2 separate regions of the Homo sapiens genome follow, and region 2 is linked to region 1. The links are chromatin loops, found by intact Hi-C in ENCODE. Cell type or tissue: transverse colon. All regions are shown on one strand. Each heading gives the region's core, and the rest is flanking DNA. Links, peaks and the distances in the headings are about the cores only. Region 1 overlaps CPXM2 (carboxypeptidase X, M14 family member 2). Region 2 overlaps CPXM2 (carboxypeptidase X, M14 family member 2).

Evidence for each region. Peaks named below come from ENCODE experiments on the same cell type or tissue, not always from the same donor. Only the 100,000 strongest peaks of a DNase experiment are listed, where the experiment ranks them.
Region 2: it touches region 1 in a loop (4-fold over the local background); 4 of 110 quality-filtered maps call a loop at or near these places.

What each region holds. Positions count from the first base shown.
Region 1 is chr10:123,770,078-123,775,459 of GRCh38, forward strand. It overlaps CPXM2 (carboxypeptidase X, M14 family member 2), which reads right to left. Exons shown (of 14, transcript NM_198148.3): 8 at 839-962. Among named protein-coding and RNA genes, the nearest start is that of CPXM2-AS1, 4.0 kb to the right of the region's middle. In transverse colon, for the core only: no CTCF peak of the experiment used is centred there; no DNase peak of the experiment used is centred there.
Region 2 is chr10:123,884,322-123,889,703 of GRCh38, forward strand. The region is part of intron 1 of CPXM2 (carboxypeptidase X, M14 family member 2); the gene reads right to left. Among named protein-coding and RNA genes, the nearest start is that of CPXM2, 4.8 kb to the right of the region's middle. RefSeq lists a silencer at 1-166. In transverse colon, for the core only: no CTCF peak of the experiment used is centred there; no DNase peak of the experiment used is centred there; H3K27ac peaks cover 3,003 bases.

The sequences.
Region 1 (5,382 bases), core at 202-5,201:
AGCCTGACCAACATGGAGAAACCATGTCTCTACTAAAAATACAAAAATTAGCTGGGTATGGTGGCACATGCCTGTAATCCCAGCTACTCAGGAGGCTGAGGCAGGAGAATTGCTTGAACCCAGAAGGCAGAGGTTTCCATGAGCCGAGATTGTGCCATTGCACTCCAGCCTGGGCAACAAGAGCAAAACTCCATCTCAAAAAACAAACAAACAAACAAACAAAACAAAACAAACAAAAAAAACCACTTCCGGAGAGGAACTCCTGAGACCCTGATGAATGTTAAAGTAAATCAGCCAAATCTTTGCACCTAAATATCAGCAGATTTCTAAACAGCTCCCAGATTTACCAAAAAGAAAAACAGAGAAGCCCATCTGACCTATACAGGTGCAGGCTGGGGAGTGACTGAATGGGAAATGTCTGAAAACAGGAAATATCTAAAAATATAATTGAATTTTTTTAAGAATGGGGAGAAGCTCCTCTAATATGAGCCATTAATGATCAGGGAATCCTGAAGGAGGAGGAAATTCTGTCCTGCCCACCTCAGCCACTTTCTTCTTTGGCTATTGTGATTGGTCTCAGAGGTGGACGACAGAGAATGAAATATGCTCCATTTGGAGAAAAGATGGGTATTTCCAGTGTAAATAATTCTATAGTCCATATCATAAGATGAGTGGTTCACAGAGCCAACATGGGCAAAATCTGTCTACGTGAGACAGCAGTGGTGTGGACAGCTGATGCCCTGTGGCATGAATCTTCTCATAGGGTGAACAGTCTCCTAACTGTTTACATGAGTACCAAAGATGAAGGGGCCAAGCATCCCAGAGGGGCCCTTCTCACCGACTTCATGCTCCCCAGGGTGATCTGAGATCTCCACAGCATACAGCTTCAGGCCCTGGTGGCTTTTTCCAATGTTGTAAATTCTGGTGATATTGGGACACATTTCATTCACAACTTTCATCAACTGAAAAACAAGGTGAATCAAAAACTCTAAGCATTGATGACGATGCACTAAAAGGACAGAGCTCCCAAGAAAACGGACACCTCTTGCTTTCCTCCACAGCCTCCCAAGCGCCCCCACATTCTGCACACCCCAGCTGCTATCGCCTCTGCCCAGAACACTCTCCTTACATCCCTCTGCCCTGGATAATGCCCACTTTCCTTCCAGCACCCGCTCTATCATCGTCCCCCTAGGAGGAAACTCCTGGCCATTGCCCCCACCCGGTCCTGTACTTTCCACACCCCTTGGTTGTGGCTATCACTTCCTGTTATCCTCCAAATGTTATGTCTCTCAAAATCCATAGGCTGAAACCTAATGCCCAATGCATGAATTGCTAGGCCCTCTAGGAGGTGATTAGTGTCCTTACGAAAGAGGCCCAAAGGAGCCTGTTTGCCCATCTGCCATGGGAGGATGCAGCACGATGACGGCCCTGTGAACCAGAGAGTGAGCCCTCACCAGACCCTAGATCTGCCAGTAACTTGATCTTGGACATTCCCACCTCTAGAACTCTGAATAGATTTCTGTTATTTATAAGCTACTCAGGTTACAATATTTTAGCATGAATGGACTGAGATACTTGCTGATAGGGTTTGGCTGTGTTCCCACCCAAAACTCATCTTGAATTATAGTTCCCATAATCCCCACATGTCATGAAAGGGACCGGGTGGGAGGTAATTGAATCATGGGGGTGGTTTCCCTCATGCTGTTCTTCTGATAGTGAGTTCTCACAACATCTGATGGTTTTATTAAGGGGCTTCCCCCTTCACTCAGCACTCATTCTGTCTCCTGATGCCCTGTGAAGAGGTGCCTTCCGCCATTATTATAAGTTTCCTGAGGCCTTATCAGCCATGCAGAATTCTGAGTCAATTAAAACTCTTTTCTTTATAAATTACCCAGTCTCATGTATTTCTTCATAGCAGCATGAGAATGAAGGAATACACCTTCCTTAGTTGTGACTATCACCTCTCTGGTTGTGGCTATCACATACTTGGTTGTGATTATCAACTCCCTGGTTATGGTGACATCTTCCCTGACTGTGGCTATCACCTCCCTGGTTGTGGTTATTACCTCTTTGGTTGTGATCATCACCTCCTTCGTTGTGGTTACCACCTCCCTGGTTGTGGTTATCACCTCCCTGGTTGTGGTTATCACCTCCATTGCTATAGCTATCGCTACCCTGGTTGTGGTTCTCACCTTCACTGTTGTGGTTCTCACCTCCCTGGTTGTAGTCACCACCTCCCTGGTCATGGTTATCACTCCCCCGTTTGCAGTTATCACCTCCCTGGGTGTGGTTATCACCTCCCTGGTTGTGATCATCACCTGCCTTGTTCTGGTTATCACTGCCCTGGGTGTAGTTATCACCTCCCTGGGTGTAGTTGTCACCTCCCTGGTCATGGTTATCACTCCCCTGGTTGCAGTTATCACTCCCCTGGGTGTAGTTATCACCTCCCTGGTTGTGGTCATCACCTCCCTGGTCATGGTTATCACTTCCCTTACTGTGGTCATTACCTCCTCCATTGTGGTCATCACTCCCCTGGTCATGGTTATCACTTCCCTTACTGTGATCATCACCTCCCTCTTTGTGGTCATCACTCCCCTGGTCATGGTTATCACTTTCCTGATTGTGGTTAACACCTCTCTGGTTGTGGTTCTTATCACTCTTATTGTGTCACCACCTCCCTCATTGTGGTTATCAGCTCCCTGGTTGTGGTTATCACCTTCCTGGTTGTGGCTATCACTTCCCTGGTTGTGGTTATCACCTCCCTGGTTGTGGTTATCACCTCTCTGGTTGTGGTCATCCCTCCTTCATTGTGGTTATCACTCCCCTGGGTGTGGTCCTCATTCCCCTGGTTGTGGTTCTCACCTCCCTGGTTGTGGTTCTTACCTCTCTTGTTTGTGGTCACCACCTCCCTTGTTGTGGTTCTCACCTCTCTGATTGTGAGCATCACCTCCCTCTTTGTGGTCATCATTCCCCTGGTTGTGGTTATCACTTCCCTGATTGTGGTTATCACCTCTCTGGTTGTGGTTCTTATCGCTGTTATTGTGGTCACCCCCTCCCTCATTGTGGTTATCAGCTCCCTGGTTGTGGTTATTGCCTCCCTGGTTGTGGTTTTTATCTCTCTCATTGTGGTCATCAGCTCCCTCATTGTGGTTATCACTTCCCTGGTTGTGGTTATCACCTCCCTGGTTGTGGTCATCACCTCCCTCATTGTGGTTATCACTTCCCTGGTCGTGGTTATCACCTCCCTGGTTGTGGTCATCACCTCCCTCATTGTGGTCATCATTCCCCTGGTTGTGGTTATCACTTCCTTTGTTGTGGATCTCACTTCCCTCGTTGTGGTTCTCACCTCCCTCTGTGGTGGTGATTACTTTTCTCACTGTGATTTCCTGCTTCTTTATTGCCCACTCACTACACTGCAGATCATTGAGGAGACAGACTCAGCCTTTTATCTTTTATGCCTGACCAAATACATGTATCTTAATATCAACTTTTTCTCATAATTTAATGAGCATCTACATTGTTGGGTTGAGCAAATACACACCGCTCCTTCCCTCCTGGAGCTTGCAGCACACAGCCAATAAGAGGCATGCAATGACCCAGTTCATTGCCACTAAGTCAGCAGAGCATTGGGTCACCATGACAACAGGAATCATGGGGTTAAATGGTAGGAAAAGCAGGCTTCAGCAAGGAAGTGAAATAAATGCATGCTGTTTTCTGAATTTTGCCTTTTTAGTCAGCTCATCACACTGATAGCTGAGGTCTGGGAAAATGAGACCAGGGGCCAAAGGAGGTACCAAGGGCTCTGCAAGTCACAGGAGAAAAGGCTACCCTAAAGGTCAAAGGCCAGAGACACCCTCTCCCTAGAGGCTGCCTTGCCTCGCGTCACTGAATGAGTATCTGTGAGTTCACTGCAAATCTGTGATTTGCTAGGCTAAATTTGTTTATCAATACCCAAGTGAAAGAAGATCTGATTCAAAGGGCATCTCTTTTTTGAGCCAGGCACCTGACCATGCAGTAAGGGCCAGAGGGTTCCAGGGACAATTTCATGACAGTGTGTTAAAGACCAGGAAGGACGCCCAGGTGCTGCAGAAACACACAGGAAGGCCATCCTGGTCAGGGTGGCCGGTGGGCAGGTGCCCGTTAGGGAGGCCCGTGGCCTTCTGAAAGCTGAGCTGGAACTGAATTGATGCAGAACAGAGGAAGGGCATGGCCCACAGCGGGGTGGCGTGGAACTGAGTGCGTTCTAGCAAGCTGCCAAAAAATCGGATCAACCGAATTATCCATAAAATGTCCTTGTAAAGTGTAGATAAACAAATCTGTTGCAAATTTTATGGTGGGTTGAAATCTATTAGAACTGGAAAATTGGTATTATGTAAAATTTATGATACGTTGGAGTTATATGGCTGTGTGCTTCATATGCCTTTCATAACACAACATTCTGTAATGACTGGGAAGAGTGGTTTAATGAGCATCAAGGAGCGTTTCTAAAGGAGTGGGAAGATTTACTATAGCCTGGCTTTTATGACATGCCTATGAGAGGTGACAGGTGCAGCCTTGACTGGGAATTCAGGGCCTAACTCTCTTACTGCTCCAGGGGTTAAAACAGGCTTCCCCTTATGATAACTCACTTTGTGTCACAATATTTAGGTGAGAGAAAGCTGGCTACAAGGACTCTTATTCCCAAGAATGCTACAACAGAAACCCATCATAAACGGAGAAGCAACATGCAAAGGACATGTAGCTTCTACAGCCATCACCATGAAGACAGACACTGCCAGGACAGCAGGGGGCCACATATGAATAGCACCATGTTTTAATAAAAGACACAGTAATAACGTCACCAATTGTGTTAACAAGAACAGGAACAATACGTTCCATTTCTCTACTAAGTCTCATCATCATGACTGGCAGGTAAAGTAGAGAAGGCAGAGGAGATTTTTCCCATTCTACAGACTTGGAGACTAAGGCCCAGAAAGCCATCGAATAATTTACCCTGCGTCACCCAGCTGGGAGCAGGAGAAGCCAGGACTTTGGCCTTTCAGGGCTCTTCCCTTACCCCTATCTGTCCATGAAGGTGTAGTAGAGAAATGAGAACCAGTGCATCTCTGCTGCTTGTTTTATTTGCTGCACACTGTGACCATTCTGATGGCCACAGCATACTTGCCATCTCCTTTGAGACCCCATATACTCGTCCCTGCTGATGCAGTCATTCTCAGCCAACAGCATCGACCTTAGCAAATCCTAACTGGCAGGCAATTCACTGTCTTACATTGGGATCAGTAACTATCTCTACGGACATAAAGCCTGGTGGCTCATCACGAACTAGGCAATGAATGCAAGCATTCAGCCCAGGCTGGCTTCCTTCACTGTTACCCTAACCCC
Region 2 (5,382 bases), core at 147-5,146, 110 kb after region 1:
GAGGATCTGCTGGGAACCCTCACACAGGGAGAGCCGGGAGAACTTCACAGGTGAACATGAAAATCTAAACAAAAGCAGTGAGAAACGCCTGCTCTGTGCGATGTTGGCAGGGAAAGGGCCATGACACAGGGAGGAATCACCTGCACCCTTATCCAATTCTGAGGACTGGAAGCTCCCAGAGGAAATAAGAATCCAGGGATTCAGTGGGTCCTGAAGGGCGAGTTGAGCAGTGGACTGATGCGCTGGCTTCTATCCATCTCAATGACCTTGACGGGAGCCCGGGGGGAGGCTGTGGGCTGGACATGGAGGTACTCATGAAATTGTCTAAGAACTTCTTACCAAAACTAGACCAAAATCAATCAATCAAACAATCCATCAAAATCCCATGGCCCATCTCTCTCTCTCTCTTTCTCTCTCTGTCTCTCTTTCTCTCTCTCTCCATTGTGTCTTCTCTGGGATACCTGCCTGGTCAGTCCCACCCTCCTCTGGGCCAGCCTTTCATGCAGAAGACCTGGCCTCAGATCTGGGCATAAGGAAGAGTGGGCATGGCTGGGGCAGCAGTGCCCTGTGGCCCCCACTCTTGCCCTCTGTGCAGCCAGCAGCCACCTTTCTGACTTGCAACCAAATAGAGTCCTTTGCCTTTAAAGAGACACCCTGGTAACAGCAGCAGGTGGGTGTGTGCAGACACTGTGCAGGGAGCTGTTGGTACCTGCCAGTCTCATCTTAGATTCCACCTGGAAACAGCCTGAGACAAGAAGGCTTTGGGCACAGTGCTGTATGTGGGAGGAGATTTCAAGTAGCACAGGTGAAAAGTTGAAGGGGAAACACCAATAACTCAGGCTGTGTTGTCTGGCAGGACTCAACGGGGACTCAACCTGGCTGGGGACTCAGGGTGGGGTTGGGAGGGGAGATGCCTCTGAGCTGCCCCACTCCGGAGGCTGGGAGGCTAGAAGGCTGGGAGGCTGGGAGGCTGGAAGGCTGGGCATTGACCCCTCCAATCGTACACCTCCTCCAAAAGCTCGGGTTATTAATTGTTCCCATGCCATCGTGAGGAACTGATGCTTGGAGAAGTCACAAATGCCCATGAGTGGCAGAACCAGACTTTGACCTCAGCTCTCTCTTCATCCTGGAAAAACTCACCATGGAGCACCTACCTGTGCCTAGCATGAACCAGGCATTCCATACAAATCTGTGACATCAGGGGCTTAAATTAACATGTGAAGCTGTTTTGTGCCATGCTAACCATCCTATGATGCCCAACGAGTAGCCAGCTGGCTGCCAGCCAGATGTGGATGCCAGCCCTTCCAGTGGCCATCCAAAGAAACCCTAATTTCCTGGGTTTTGTGACCCCAGAGTGGTAGCTGCAGTGGCTGGGGCCTGAGAGGGCCACAGAGGGCAGAGCCATTGCTGGAGATGCCAAGCCTGAATGCTCAGGCTCCCTGGACCCTCAGGGACATCCAGAGAAAACCTCCACCTCAAAAGTCAAGGCTCCAGGGCCAGGCTGCCATTGTCCCCACACTAAAGGTGCCATGAGCTCTAGCAGCCATGGACACTTGAGGCATACAGAAAACACAGTGGCTATTTTTAAGAACCACAGCATGCAGTCCAGCTTTCGCAAACGTGGGTGTGTCCTCCTTTATTATCCATGCGCGAGCCCTGGTTTCTGGAACCTTGGGCACAGGCAAGAGGAAATTTGCCAGCATTAATAGTTGACTTTGGAAAGCATTTTGGAAATGGAGGTGGTGTCTTAGAAAGCTGCTTGCTAATGTACAGGAAATGACGTCCTCTCCCTTGGAATTCTATAGGGAGTTTACCTGGACAAAACACTTTGGATTTAACTCTTAAAGTAAGCATATAATTTGACATGAAGGATTGCTTGTTAATTGTTTAGGTATGCTAATAGCATTGTGATTGCTTTTTAAAGTACTTATTGAAATATTTACAAACACAGCTTCCTAATCCTTACACACTCCCATTTTGCCCAGGAGAAGACATTTCCATCCAAAAGCCAAATGCAGCAAAACACACTGAAAAGAGAAGGAAAGCTTAAATGTGAAGCCCTTTTCACCAACTGGCTTACGGCACACACAACAGAAAAGGCTTTGTTTACAACCAAATATGCTCAAAGAACAACTCTTTGGTTATTTCCCCCTGCAACTGGGGCCCAGCACAGTACAAAATGCAAACTCAATGATTCTGAGCACAGACACACAAACAAACGTGGCTCGCTGCCCCCTCTGCAAATTCCACGGGCTCAAGACTATGGCGATGATGTGGGTTTGTCCACATTCAAACAGCGGTGCATTCTCACCAGCACAGGAAGAAAGTTATGAACAAAGGACCAAGCAGAAACTCAAATTTAAAGACTACATATCCAAGCCTACTTCTAACCCAATGTGCAATGAAGAGAGAAATAAATAAAATCTTCAAATCCCTCATTCAAATCAATAGTTCAGCTTATTATTTGATTTGATTGTTACTGCCAAGTGGGAGGAAAAGGATAAGTTCTATAACTATGGTTTATTTTTCTGTTCTATTTTATTCTTCAAAAGGAATATGGCTGCAAACCAGGGTCATCAATTTGAAGATGGCATGGAAAGTAAGACACCCCCAAATCCACTTGCACGTGCAAAATGTGGCCCCTTACCTTATTCATAACCCTGGGAGAATGAAAACTGAGGACCTGAGATTCACTCCCGTGGCCTTAAATCATTCCAACTGCAGGGATCTAGAAACTGTCAAATTCAATTCGAAACAGCTAAATAAATGGAATTAGAGAGCAGAACGTTGTCAAGTTCATATGAGGAAGAACATTCTAGCAATAAGTACTCTTCATCCACTGAATGGTGAGAGTCCATCCATGGAAGCCTGTGAGCAGAGGCCGGGCAGCTCACTGTTAGAATCTCGCAATAAGCAAGAATCTGTGCTCAGTGTCCACTTAGGTCCTTAGAGTTCTAAAATTCTCGGATGGATGAGTGTTCACAATGAGGACCTCAGAAACTGTACAGTACCAAAATCCTACTGCAACCTAAGAAAAAGATTCTACGGTTCCATATCCTGACAGTGGTGGTGGTTCCATGAACCTGTACATGTGATAAAAACTACAGAGAACATGCCTACAAATGCATGTAAGAACTGGTCAAATCTGAGTAAGGCATGTAATCTAGTTAACAGTATCACTGTCAACCTCCTCATTTTGATACTGTATACAACAGTGACTCCCATCCCCCTGGGGATATTTGGCAATGTCTGGAGACATTTTTGGTTGTGACAACAGGGGGGAGGGTGCTACTGGCATCCAATTTGGAGTCCAGGGACACTGCTAAACATCCTGCAATACACAGGAAGGCAACCCCCTTCCTCCTCTGTTGGCACGTACACACAACACACACACACACATACACAAACAAACACACAATTGGCCCAAAACATCAATCCTGCCAAGATTGAAGTATCTTGTACTAGAATCATCTAAGAGGTTATCACTGGGGGGAGCTGACAAAGCGTACATGGGGCCTCAGTGTACTATTTTTGCAATTTCCTGTGAGTTTATAATTATTTCAAAATAAAAGCTTAAATAAATGTTTTTAAAGATTCCATTCTGTTTAATATATTGGGGCTCTACTTCTCTGGAAACCTGTTAGCCACTCATGGAAAATGCAATACTCTCAGTTAGCCAAAGGGTTCAGTTCTCCAAGCATCTCCATGAATGTCAGCATGTCACACCCATTGGGCATTTCTGTGGTGGTGCGAAAGAACAGCCAATGGTCAAAGCCAGAACCCACATCAAGATCAAATCCCCAATGCCCTTGGCTCCTTGCATAAACCCCGCTACAGGGTTAAAACAGGGCTCCCTCCTAGGGCCTACCACATAGAAAATCTGCCTGTGTGGGGAATCACTGCTGAATACATCTTTCCTTGCACTCACCTTTATGCAAAACAAGAGCTATCTGGGAAATATTTTATCATCTGCAAAGATAAAGTACATATAGACTTTTAATTAGTTATATATGCTTTTATACTGTTATGCATCTCTAAATTGAACCCCTCACTCCCACCTCAGTGCCTCATACATAGCATTGCATCATCCACCCAGTGAAGCAAAGTACAGAAGTTTGCATTAAACACTCCAGGCCACAGTCCAATGTTCCTTCCTATGTAAGTGCCTTCCTAAGATATTCCAAAACAATCCAATGCAGAGATAAGTGCTTCTATTACACCACGAGCAGCATATAGATCAAGCCGCTACTTAAAGTAGAAAAAAAATAATTTTCTCCTAGTGTAGTTTAACTGCACAAAACTGTCACTGATTCCCCTAACTAAGTTCACGCTTAAACCAGTCTTCCCACTTTGGTCCAGGGCAGAGGATTCTGCTGAGCAAACACCAAAATAAAAAAGGACAGGAGTTAAAAATATGAGATAAATGTCACACTTGTCTTGTCATGGTTGGGGAGAGCTCTAAAAAAGCCCCACAGAATTCATTAGAAACACAGCTGACATGGTAGCAGGTCTGCAGGCAGCTGTCCCAACAGGCCTCTGATGTGAGTCTCTAGATCTTCCGAAGACGTGTTTTCAGTATGGGGCTTGGAGATCCCGGTGGATGCCAGGGCTGCGGTGAACTGGGCAATGTGTCCTGCAGGAGCAGAGGCTAGGCACCGAATCAACAGGCTCCCCCATGGCCTGTCTCTACCTGCAAGATGGCCTTCCAAAACCAAATGAGCTTTTTCTTGCAAATTCAGGTTACACTCTGATTTCTCCTCCAGAGACCCCATTCCAAGAGTGGCAAGAGCTGTTTCTCCAAGGACTAAAGAGAGTCACTTCCCCATGTAACCCCTGAGTCTGCAGACACATTAGTCTGTGGACACTGCTCAGGCCAGGCTGTGACTTTCTGAGATGTGTTTTGTAGGGAAAGAAACCTATCTTAGGAATGATGTCCGGTCACTTGTACGAGTCCCCAGGACAATCAAGCTGACTTACTTGTCAAGTCTTAAACATCACCTCTTCGGGGAAGCATTACGCAAGCCCCCACAGATTCAGTGAGCTCCCCCAGCTTGTTTGTTACCTTAACACCCCACACTTTTGTGCAACCCTTAACACAACTGTGATTACTTTCTCAGAGTTCCCAGCTAGTTCCATGTGGTGGGGGGCGGGGGCTGGGGGGCAGGGAAGAGGAACGTCTTGCTCTCCCCATTCCTAGGATCTCACCCAGCACCAGTGCTTAGCAGGTTCTTGGTAACGGCCTGTGGAATGAATGAAAGGTTCACAGGAAGACCAGCACATAAGCGGGCAGGCACACTGGAAGCTTTCATTAAAAAGGTTTTTACAGCAATTGACAAAGTAAAGTGAGGTGGCAGGTGCAGTCTTCCTATTTGCAAACGATGA